2 separate regions of the Homo sapiens genome follow, and region 2 is linked to region 1. The links are chromatin loops, found by intact Hi-C in ENCODE. Cell type or tissue: psoas muscle. All regions are shown on one strand. Links, peaks and the distances in the headings refer to the core of each region. The heading gives the core; the rest is flanking DNA.

Evidence for each region. Peaks named below come from ENCODE experiments on the same cell type or tissue, not always from the same donor. Only the 100,000 strongest peaks of a DNase experiment are listed, where the experiment ranks them.
Region 2: it touches region 1 in a loop (2.9-fold over the local background); 3 of 110 quality-filtered maps call a loop at or near these places.

Annotation. Positions count from the first base shown.
Region 1 is chr16:31,208,068-31,216,110 of GRCh38, reverse strand. TRIM72 (tripartite motif containing 72) reads right to left here and starts at 1,992. Exons shown (of 7, transcript NM_001008274.4): 1 at 1,814-1,992; 2 at 983-1,379. The coding sequence starts at 1,372. It overlaps PYDC1 (pyrin domain containing 1), which reads left to right. Exons shown (of 2, transcript NM_152901.4): 2 at 1-149. RefSeq lists enhancers at 671-1,585, 1,586-2,501. In psoas muscle, for the core only: no CTCF peak of the experiment used is centred there; DNase peaks (open chromatin) are centred at 680, 1,250 and 2,030; H3K4me3 peaks cover 2,412 bases; H3K27ac peaks cover 3,186 bases.
Region 2 is chr16:31,420,825-31,424,824 of GRCh38, reverse strand. ITGAD (integrin subunit alpha D) reads right to left here. Exons shown (of 30, transcript NM_005353.3): 24 at 1,633-1,711; 25 at 1,366-1,473; 26 at 1,177-1,254; 27 at 867-980; 28 at 622-723; 29 at 248-358. Among named protein-coding and RNA genes, the nearest start is that of COX6A2, 5.5 kb to the left of the region's middle. In psoas muscle, for the core only: no CTCF peak of the experiment used is centred there; no DNase peak of the experiment used is centred there; H3K4me3 peaks cover 1,090 bases; H3K27ac peaks cover 1,506 bases.

The DNA.
Region 1 (8,043 bases), core at 138-4,137:
CCCACGCGCGCACCAGTCGCGTAAGACAACAGCAGTGTCTCCACCTCGGGGACCAAGGACGCCTCCGTGCCTCCAGACCCCGCCTCCTCCAGCCCCTGCACCTGTCATTTATTCTTCCACTGCCCAATAAATATTCATGGCAGACTTTACTGGGGCTGCGCGCACACGTGCCCGCCGGTAGCTATACGTGTGTGCTTTTGCCACACGGATGACACGCACCAGCCAGTGTGCGTTCGTCTCTATTTGCCTCTGTCTGGGTGTCTCTGCTGGGTACTTCGGGACGCGCACAACTGCGTGTGGGCTCCCAAGGCTTTCGGGACTTCCAGCTCCACCCAGAAAAACATCCTGGACGGGGCTCTCGGTGCCACCCTGGGCCCGCACACATAAGTGCAGATCCCGGCTGCCTAGCCCTTACAGTCTCCCTTCTGGTGAGGCCCCGCCTGGGGACCGTCAGGCCAGCCCAAGTTCCGCAGCTTCAGGGGTGCGTGGGCCTCCGCTGAGCACAAGGGGACAACCCTGCCCCGGCCGCCTGGCTCGGTCCCGAACGCCGCGCCTCCAGTCCAAAGTGGGCCAGCGCCGAGCAGGGAGCCAGCCCGAACGGCCCACCGGGTGCAGGAATGCGAGCGTGGGCCGCAGGGGCTGGTCAGTCCCTGCTCCGCCTGGCTCCGCCCGGCCCATCAGACCCGCCCTGGGGCTCCGCCCGCCCATCTCCAGTTTCCTCTAGGGACTAAGGCCGGGAAACCTACGTTTGCTCAGCGCCCTTATCGCCAGGCTCCATCCCTGCGCGGCTTTCCTCTGCCAGCCCCGCCTTAAGCTCCTCAGACCCTCTTTCCTGGCTGCTTCGCCCCGCCCCCGCCCCCCGCAACTCCAGGAGCTCGTGAGCCTCTCTAGAGACTCAGAATCCAAATCACTGCAGCGACCTCCCCATCGGCCCCGTGCCACCGAACAGCCCCTCCGACCACGATGCGCGCGGATCCCGCACCTTGAGGCGTGCGTGGGCCTCGGCGGCAGGCAGGAGGCGATGACCGCGGTGCGAGCCGAGTGAGGCGCACACTCCGCACACCAGCGCGCGGTCCTGCTCGCAGTAGATGCTCAGCGGGTCCAGGTGCTCCTCGCAGTGGCCCTGCGGCACCTGGGCCAGCCCCTCCACCAGGCGCGCCAGCTGCAGGTTGGTGCTGAGTGCCTGCGGCCGCGTGGGGGCCTGGCAGCAGGGGCAGAGAACGGTGCCATCCGCCGCCGGCTCCCCGGCCACGCGGCCTAGGCAGGCGCGGCAGAAACTGTGGCCGCACTCGGCTGTCACGGGCGCGTCGAACAGCTGCAGGCACAGCGGGCAGGACAGCTCCTGGTGCAGGAGGCCGGGCGCAGCCGACATGGCGGGCCTGGGTGGAGGAGGAGTAGGTTAGGGGGACCCCGCGGCGCCGCGCTCCCGGCCCAGCCCTGGCCCAGCCCTAGCCCAGGCCGGGCCCGCCGCCCCGCAGGGAGAAGCCCCAGCCTGTAAAGACCTCACATCCTACACTGGATGGGACTCTGACGGCCAAGGGGAAAGAGGAACTCGGTCTCAGGCCCAAAAGCAGCCTCCACTGCAATTCTCAGCTCCAACCCCAAAAATATGCCCTATCAGTCAACCCCAGTTCCTGAACACAAGCCCAGATTCTAGCCCACTGTCCTTGCCCTCGCCTTAGCCCCAGGCCTCAGCCTCTGACCTTAGTCCCGGACCCAAATTCTCCAGAGCCCCCACTCCGAGACTCCCCTCCCTCACTTTACCAAGATACCCAGACCTCCCCTCCCCCTCTCTCCAGCCCACGGGACTCACAGGTCTGGTTGGAGATCTTAGGCTGAAAGAGTCTCGAAGGAGGACCGGTCAGGGTTGAGCTTAGCTGGACTGGGGTCAGGGCTGGGTCCAAGGATCTGAGACAAGCAGCAGGCTCCAAGCAAGGACAGGGACTCACAGGGGCAGCTGGCAGTGGACACCACGCGTGATGGGCACACAGTGCTCAGCGGAAGACCCTCCCAGACTGAGCCATGGCCCCAGGACTATATTTAGCTGCCCTGCCCAATCCCTCCCATCACTTCCGGAAACCGTTCTAAAAGTGAGGGCTGAGTAGTCCCTGGGCACACATCACATGACAGGGCCACCTGTCTTGGCCCATCCACTGTTCTCTCCCCGGCCTGCCTGGAGTCAGAGCTCAGAGCCAGCGGGGAGCCAGGGCCTTTCACACCACAGAAAAGACAGAAAATTGAAGGGGGTCTGCCCTTTCTCCCCCCACTCCCACCTCCACACTCTCCAGCTCCTTCCTCCTTGCTGGCAGCCCCTCCCCAGCCTGTCACCCACTCATTCCCCAAGTTTATGGCTGACCAAGGTCACCCTGGCAGGATTACCCCACCTGCAGGAGGGCAGGACCTCACCCCACCCTGAAATGTTTTCTTCCTCCAGAGCTGAGGGGAGGGTCTTTTCCACTTTGGTCTCTCTAGTACACCCAGGACAAGCCTGGGACAAAGTAGGCCTCTCTAAATGCTTGGAGAATGAATGATAGAGAGACATTGAACAAATGAATGAACTGAATCCAGAGCCTGCAGCCCAGAACTCAATTCTGCCCTGGTTCCTGTATGTGTATCTTTCAAATCTCAGCTGAAATTTCATTTAAGTGGCGCTGGGATAACTGGCTAGCCTTATGCAAGAGAATGAAACTGGACCCCTACCTTTCACCATATAAAAAAAATTAACTCAAGATGGGTTAAAGATTTAAATGTAAGACTTCAAACCATAAAAATCATAGAAGAAACCGCAGGAGAAATACTATTCTGGATATCAGCCTTGGTAAAGAATTCTTGACTAAGTCCTCAAAAGCAACAAAAACAAAAATTGTTAAGTGGGACCTCATTAAACTAAAGAGCTTCTGCACAGCAAAAGCAAAAGCAACTATCAACAGACAGACAACTGAAGAATGGAAGAAAGGCCAGGCGCGGTGGCTCACGCCTGTAATCCCAGCACTCTTGGGAGGCCAAGGCGGGTGGATCATGAGGTCAGGAGATCGAGACCACAGTGAAACCCCGTCTCTACTAAAAATACAAAAAATTAGCCGGGCGCAGTGGCGGGCACCTGTAATCCCAGCTACTCAGGAGGCTGAGGCAGGAGAATGGTGTGAACCCGGGAGACGGAGCTTGCAGTGAGCCGAGATCGCGCCACTGCACTCCAGCCTGGGGTACAGAGTGAGACTCCGTCTCAAAAAAAAAGAATGGAAGAAAATATTCACAAACTATGCATCCAACAAAGATCTACTATCCAGAATATATAAAGAAACTAAACATTTCAACAAGCAGAAAACAACCCCATTAAAAAGTTGGCAAGGGCCAGGCACAATGGCTCACACCTGTAATCCCAGCACTTTGGGGGGCCCAGGCGGGTGGATCACTTGAGGTCAGGAGTTTGAGACCAGCCTGGCCAACATGGTTAAACTTCGTCTCTATGAAACATACAAAACTCAGCCGGGTGTGGTGGCAGGTACCTGTAATCCCAGCTACTTGGGAGGCTGAGGCAGGAGAATCGCTTGAACCCGGGAGGCAGAGGTTGCAGTGAACCGAGATCGCACCACTGGACTCCAGCCTGGGTGACAAGAGCGAAACTCCAACTCAAAAAAAATAGCTGGGCATGGTGAAGAACACCTGTAGTCCCAGCTGCTCGGGAGGCTGAGATGGGAGGATTGCTTGAACCTGGGAAGCAGAGGTTGCAGTGAGCCAAGATCATGCCATTGCACTCCAGCATGGGCAACAAGAGCAAAACTCCGTCTCAAAAAAAACAATAAATATTAAAAAAAAGAAAAGAAAGAAATTTCATCTAGAATAAAAACCAAAGTGCTAACTGTGGCTTACAAAGCCCTATCTGCTATGACCCCATTAATCACTCTGACTCTTTTATCACCCCTTTCCCCATTGATCACTCGGCATCAGGGACTTTGCACTTACGGTCCCCTCTGCCTGGAACACTCTCCAACCCAGGTACTGCATGGCATCCTCTTTTTCCTCCCTCAGACTTTGCTCAATATTACCTTTCCAGCAAGACCTCTCCCAATTCCCTGATTTTAAATCTCCTAACTCCCCAACATCTCACTGCCTGGCTTTCCTTTTCTCCATAACATTTATCAGCATCTGACATGCAATGTATTCTACTTGTTTGCTGGTTTCTTGTCTGTCTCTTCCTACGGAATAGAAATTGTGTTTACTGCTTGTCTCCAGCTTAGACTAAAGTGTGTGACACACATTAGGCGCTCTACAGATACTAGGTGAATGAATAAACACGCAAACTCAGTCCCTCTCATTTGGCCTCTCCATCTTTCTCTTAGCTTCCCTCAAACCTTTTCCTGGTTTTACTCTTTCCTCTCTCAACTGCTGTCTCTCTCAGAATGAATTTTTGTTTCTGTTTCACTCTCTTAATCTCCCCTTTGGACTCTCCCTTTGCCTGTCTCTTAGGTTCTTAATTTTTTCTTTTTCTTTTTTTTTTTTTTTTTGAAATGGAGTCTTGCTCTGTCGCCCAGGCTGGAGTGCAGTGGTACAATCTCGGCTTACTGCAACCTCCACTTCCCAGGTTCAAGCGATTCTCCTGCCTCAGCCTCCCGAGTAGCTGGGATTATAGGCACGTGCCACCACGCCCAGCTAATTTTTGTATTTTTAGTAGAGACGGGGTTTCACCATGTTGTCCAGGCTGGTCTCGAACTCCTGACCTCAGGTGATCCACCCGCCTCGGCCTCCCAAAGTGCTGGGATTCCAGGCATGAGCCACCACACCCGACCGCTCATTCCTTCTTGCATGTTATGTGGTGACAGCATGAACTTCTGCTGGCCTGCTTAAGAAGGTAGCTACTTCAGGCTGCCTGACACCTTGTTTAACCTAGGCCCTCGTTCAGGCTGTAAACATTTGGTTCTTTTAGGAGGAAAAAAAGTTCTATTATTCTTTTGGATAAGAGCAATTACCTGTATAAATGACTGCAGATAAAATTCTGAAATTAAGATGTGAAAAGTCTCAGGAAGCTGGTGCTCTTTTTTTTTTCTTTTCCTTTTTTTTTTTTTGTTTTTTTGTTTTTTTGTTTTTTTGAGACGGAGTGTCGCTTTGTCGCCCAGGCTGGAATGCAGTGATGAGATCTCGGCTCACTGCAAGCTCCGCCCTCCTGGGTTCACGCCATTCTCCTGCCTCAGCCTCCCGAGTAGCTGGGACTACAGGCGCCTGCCACCACGCCTGGCTAATTTTTTGTATTTTTAGTAGAGACAGGGTTTCACCATGTTGGCCAGGATGGTCTCGATCTCCTGACCTCGTGATCCGCCTGCCTCGGCCTCCCAAAGTGCTGGGATTACAGGCATGAGCCACTGCGCCCGGCCAAAGCTGGCGCTCTTTACCGGCACACTGAGAAATCCAGGGGAGTTTTGTGTCCCCACCTTCTTTGTCCTTAAGTCTCTGAGGTCTCACTGTGTCGCCCAGGCTGGAGTGCAATGTTATAATCATAGCTCACTACAGCCTCGACCTCCCAGGCTAAAGTGATCCTCCCACCTCAGCCTCCTGAGTAACGGGGACCGCAGGTGTTCACCACCATGCCTGGCTAAAAGCCCCTGATTTCTTCTCTTCCATTCTTGATGGCTCAGACGCAGCCTTGTGTTAGCAATAGGAAGAGGTTTGAAAGAGGGTATATCTGGAGCTGGTCTCTGAAACCACAAGTTGCTCATGCTCAAAAACTCAACTTCCAGAACTTAAATCTCATCCAGAGTTTCCAATATTGCCAAGTTGGGACTGAAGGTCCTGCTGTCATCTATAGGAGTGGGTGTCTAAGACAGGTGGGTGATAGTCAATTCAATCCTTCCCTGCAGATGGGCCAGGACTGGCCTCTGATCCACGGAAGGAACATTGATTGTCTTAAGCAGACTGAGAACAAGAAGAGGCAATAAGCCATGTGCAGGGAAGGAGGGAGTGGTAAACCGGTATAGCTGGCCCTATGAGGTCCCTCAGACCTAAAGAGCTAGGGATAGATTTCAGCTTGTCCTAAGGGAAAGTTTCCCAACAGCTCAAGCAATGAGTGCCTTGGAAGGTAAGAGCTCCTAATTATTGGGTACATGCAGAGAGAGGCCAGAAAGCCCTAGTCAGGGCTGCTACAGAAGCAAGTCCTGAATGCTGACTTCATGAGCTCATGCTGGGCACCCCTGGGAAAATCACCTGCCTCTCTGGGCCTCAGCACGTTCAAATACAATATGTGGATAAATAACACCATCCTGGCTGGGTGTGGTGGCTCACACCTGTAATCCCAGCACTTTGGGAGGCCAAGGTGGGAGGATCACTTGAGTCCAGAAGTTCAAGACCAACCTGGACAACACAGCGAGACCCCCGTCTCTACCAAAAACAAACAAACAAACAAAACAGTATAGTGGCTCACGCCTGTAGTCCCATAGTCCCAGCTACTCCAAAGGCTGAGCCAGGAGAATTGCTTGAACCCTGTCTCAGAAAGAAAAGAAAAAAAAAACCATCCCATAGAGTTGTCATGAGGATTAAACTGAAAAATATGCCACATAGGCCGGGTGCAGTGGCTCACACCTGTAATCCCAGCTCTTTGGGAGGCCGAGGTGGGGGGATCACTTGAGGTCAGGAGTTCAAGACCAGCCTGACCAACATGGTGAAACCCCATCTCTACTAAAATTATAAAATTAGCTGGGCATGGTGGCTGGTGCCTGTAACGCCAGCTACTTGGGGGGCTGAGGCAGGAGAATTGCTTGAACTCAGGAGGCAGAGGTTGCAGTGAGCTGAGATCGAGCCATTGAACTCCAGCCTGGGCAATAAGAACAAAACTCAGTCTCAAAAAAAAAAAAAAAAAAAGAAAGAAAAAAAAATATGCCACATAAACAGGGACAGTGTGCTGGCACCCAAGGGCTTAGGAAGCAGTGACTGTCACTTCCAGGTTCCAGTCCTGACTAGAATTTCCTTGTTGTGTGACCTTGGGCAAGTCGCTTAACCTGATTTTCTCACCTATAAAATGAGAATCATGTAAGGATTAGTATCAAGACTATGTATTTCTGTAAAGATGCAACAAGTAAGTTGTTTTGTTTTTTGTTTGTTTTTTTTTTTTTTTTTTTTGAGATGGAGTCACTCTGTCACCCAGGCTAGAGTGCAGTGGGGCCATCTCAGCTCACTGAAATCTCTGCCTCCCAAGTTCAAGCGATTATTCCACCTCAGCCTCCCAAAGTGCTAGGATTACAGGCACACACCAACACGCCCAGCTAATTTTTGTGTTTTAGTAGAGATGGGGTTTCGCCATATTGCACAGGTTGATCTCAAAATCCCAAGCTCAGGCAATCCACCCACCTCGGCCTCCCAAAGTGCTAGGATTACAGGTGTGAGCCACCATGCCGAGCTCTTTTATTTTGTTTTGAAACAGAGTCTCACTCTTGTCTCACAGGCTGGAGTACAGCGCTTGAACCACCTCCCGGAGGCAAGCAATTCTCCTGCATAAGCCTCCCGAGTAGCTGGGGTTACAGGCACCCATCACCATGCCCAGCTAATTTTTGTGTTTTTAGTAGAGACAGGGTTTCACCATATTGGCCAGACAGGTCTTGAACTCCTGACCTCAGGTGATCTGCCCGCCTCAGCCTCCCAAAGTGCTGGGATTGCAGGTGTGAGCCACTGCACCAGCTCTTCACAATTCTGAACTCATTGCAGCCTCATAACAACGCTTTCACTTTCCTACAGGGAGGCCATGGGGCACAAGGGCTAAATGACTTGCCCAACGTCCTGGCAGTCTGTGGTCCTTCTTGCCCCAGGAGAAGCAATCTGGCTCCAGCAATCAAGGTGTTACTTTGTTGTGGGGGTAGGGGTCACACCCAGGAAGCAGGCATCCTAATTCCACCAACCACTCTGGCTCCTGTCCAGGGGGGCAAGGGTGAGCCTGGGCTGAGAACTGGAGGCTCTTTCCTGTCAGGGGTCAAAACTCAGCTCTTGGAGCTCGCATCCAGAAAGAGGGGAGGGTCAGACCGGGCACGGTGGTTCACGCCTATAATCCTGGCACTTTGGGAG
Region 2 (4,000 bases), core at 1-4,000, 210 kb before region 1:
GAGTTCGAGACCAGCCTGGCCAACATGATGAAACTCCATCTCTACTAAAAATACAAAAAACTAGCCGGGCATGGTGCAGTCCACCTGTAATCCCAGCTACTCGGGAGGCTGAGACAGGAGAATCACTTGAACCCGGGAGGTGGAGGTTGCAGTGAGCCAAGATCATGCCATTGCACTCCAGCCTGGGCAGTAAGAGTGGAAACTCCATCTCAAAAAAAAAAAAAAAAGAGTTGGATAAAACACTTGCCTTGTACAGTGTGGCTGTGATGAGCGCCAGCAGTAGCAGAGCCCCCACAGAGCTGCCCATGATGATGGGAATGGCATTGTAGACCTCGTCTTCTTCTAGCACCATCTCCATCTGATTTAGAGATCAGAGAGCATCCGGCCTCATGCCATCCCAGATGCCTCCCAGGTTCCGCAACCTTTAACTCTCTCCCCTCCTTTCTGAGGCTCTGCTCCAAGGAGTGAGACACAGTAGCACCCGTGCCCTTAGGGACAGCTGTCCTGCCCAGAGACTTTCACCCTCCTCCCGCAAGGCTTGCAAACCCCCCACCCAGCACCACAGATGTAGCCCTAGGGGTCCTCTTTCCAGCTGGTCGCTGCCCTCCACATGGTCTCTACCTGAGCTCTCATAAATGCCTCCTGTCCTGGAAGCTGGGAGTACACGGATGTGTCGAACGTAATTTCAGCCACACTCACGACCAACACCTTCTTCTGCAATGTCTGCAAAGGGGTTGGGGGAAACCTGTGGAACTGGCTCTGGGGGAGGCTCAGAGCTTCGGGGGTGCCCTGGCTTGCAGATGGGCACAGACATGCCAGGTCCTGCCTGAGTCTGGGGCAGGGGCTCTGCCGCTGCCCCCACACACCTCGCGGACCCAGCCGAAACTGAGATTGCCCTTCAGGGTGAAATCCAGCTCCTCCTGGACGCTGAAGGAGGGGACGTCACAGCGGAACTGCAGGCAGTCAGCAATGGAGCAGTCCTGGGGGCAGAAGAGGGGTGAAACTGAGGGGTTCTTCCCTGAGGAGGGAGCCATAGGAAAAAATATGGTCAGGTTTGGGGTGGGGAACAGATGAGCAGTTACAGGACATGCACGGAACTCTGTGGCCTAGCAGTACATTTCCCAGTATCCCCGGTGGGGGCTGATCTTGGCGGTGGGGGTTCAGGGACTTTCTCACCAGCATGGGACTTCTTGAAATCTGGGTCAGGAAGTCAGAATGCTGGGGAGGTTTTCTCTCTGAAACACAGGGGAGACTCTGGGAAGAGAAAGAAGCACTTAGCCACAGAATGAGCAACATGTCCCTGGTAAGAGGGAGTGCTGTGCTGTGGGATGTCAGTCTGAAGAAAGAGGAGAGATAGGCGGGTACCTGAGATGGGGCCTCCATGACCACATCCCACACAGCCACCCCGTTCAGCAGGACAGGAACCCAGAAGTTAATGCTGATGGCCAGATCTCGCTGGCTGAGGTTATTCACCTGCAGGAAATCAAGGCAGAGTGTTATTGTGGTCTCTGGAGCCTTCCAAATCCTACTTCCCTCCTGGCCCTACCCCAAGGCTCCTCTCCATCTTCTCCACCAACTTCCAACTTTATCCACAACGTGGAAGGCAGACATGGATACTCCCTAGACTCTCACACGGTATCGATGCTCAGCCTCTTTCATTTTCTTCTCATCGGAGGTTGCAAAGTTGAAGTACTTGGTGGATTCTTCCTGCCTGGAGAGAGAGCCTGTGGGTGAAAAACAGCCCTGAAACTGTCCCCAGTTGTGCCCTGTCCTACTGCAGAGAGCTCTGTTGGGCTGGGCAGATGTCTCAGGGAAATAACGATGGACATTATTTGGCCGGGCACAGTGGCTCATGCCTGTAATCCCAGCACTTTGGGAGGCTGGGGCAGGAGGGTTTCTTGAACCCAGGAGTTCCAGACCAGCTGGGGCAACATCGTGAGACCCTGTCCCTATTCAAAGTAAATAAGTAAAAGATGGTCCCACATAACCTTTGCTGCCTCGGCTTCAGCTCCCCTCCCTCCGATGTCCCTTGCCCCCATCACCCAGATCCACTAGCTCTGCCATGCACACCGCTGGCTCTTTCATAGCCTCATGACTTTGCTCAAGCTCTTCTCCTTGGAACGTTCTTACTGTCTCCAGTTTTGGAAATTTACACTTAAAGACCCAACTTAAACCTCATGTCTCCTACATGGGGCAAAGGCGTTTGCATTGCTTTCTCTAATAGGTAGTGTTTGGCCTCTGGTAATGCTTACAGAGATTGTAGCAGAACAAGTTAGCCTAAGGGGACTCTAGGAATGAGAGCTGGATCACTCAGGAAGACATGGAGTGAGGGCCCCTTCATGGTGGGAATGAAGAAAATAGATTCGGCTGTCCTGGGGCAGGTGAGTAAATGTGAAGGAAGATAGTGCCTGTGCACAAGCCTGTGGAAGGGACATCAGTGTTCCAGGCAGCAGGTGGGGTCTTTCCACCCAAACTTCCTTCAGCAAACACAGGCTGTGTGGTTGGCACTGGGGATTCAAGTTAAGCCATAACTCCCTGCCCTCTCACCACTTAACATCTAAAGTTTTAGTAAAAATGAGCAAGCTGGCCAGGCGAGGTGGCTCACGCCTGTAATCCCAACACTTAGAGAGACTAAGGCAGAAGAATCGCTTGAGCCCAGGAGTTCAAGACTGGCCTGGGCAACACAGAGAGACCTCGTCTCTGCAAAAAAAAAAAAAAATACAAACATTAGCTGCAAGTGGTGGCACACGCCTGTGGTCCCAGCTACTCAGGAGGCTGAGGCAGGAGGATTGCTTGAGCCTGGGAGGTCGAGGCTGCAGTAAGCTATGTTCACACCACTCCCCTCCAGCCTGGGTGACAGAGTGAGACCCTGTCTCAAAACAAACAAAAAGCAAAAGTAAGCAGACCAGCAGAGGGGCCTGCACCTCGCATGCAGCAGCCAGACCAGCCACACAGAAACAGCCCCAGCAGTCCACCCCCCATCAGCCTGATGACTAAAAACATGGGCTCCAGTGTCAAACCGCCTAGGTTCACATCTCAGGTCGACCACTTCCTACCTGAGTCACTGAGGCAAGCCACTTCACGTCTCTGGAAACTGTAGCTTTTCACTCTTTAAAATGGGGATGCAAACCGTAGCAACCTCCCTGTAGTAGAGTTGTGACCAGGGCTTGGTAGTGCCCAGCACACAGGGACTCCTCCATAAATCTTAAGGTTTATTTTTCCCTAAGTATGCCGGTTTTCCTCTGTGCCCCCCACCCCAAACCCTTCTCTCTATGCTTCTGTTTTCTCATCTTAAAATCTAGTTCTAAACCTCTTTTCATTTTTAAAGTTTTATTTTATTTTCATTTTTAATTTTTTTTTTTTGGTAGAGATGGGTTCTCACTATGTTGCCCAGGCTGGTCTTAAACTCCTGGGCTCAAGCCATCCTCCCACTCATGCCTGTAATCCCAGCACTTGGCCTCCCAAAGTGCTGGGATTACAGGCACGAGCCACCGTGCGCAGCCTAAGCCTGTTTTCAGATCTAAGTAAACCACCCAGCTTTCCCCAGTCCTTGGAGAGGCATGCCATGTATGGCCATGGGCATGGGCTCTGCAGCCAAACCGTCTGGGTCTGATTCCTGGTTCTGCTGCCCACTTGGAGATTGACAGGAACAAAGTATTTCACTTCTTGATGTCTTTGTTGGTGAAAATAGGGATAACAATATAATTATTGGTAGGATTAAATAAATGTAAATACATATAAAGTACTTAAGATGGTGTAAGAAAACCACCATAAAACAACAGCAACATAAAACGTGCCTGACATGGGTATATATAACTGTAAGCTCTTATTGTAAGTATTTTCCTGTGGATAGAAAGGGAAACCTACATGTGGCTTGAAAGGACAATGACACTGCTTGATCTCCCTCGCTCCTTCCCCTAACAACTTAATACATCAGAAGCAACAGTGGACAGGTGTGGTGGCTCATGCCTGTAATCCCAGCACTTTGGGAGGCCCTCGG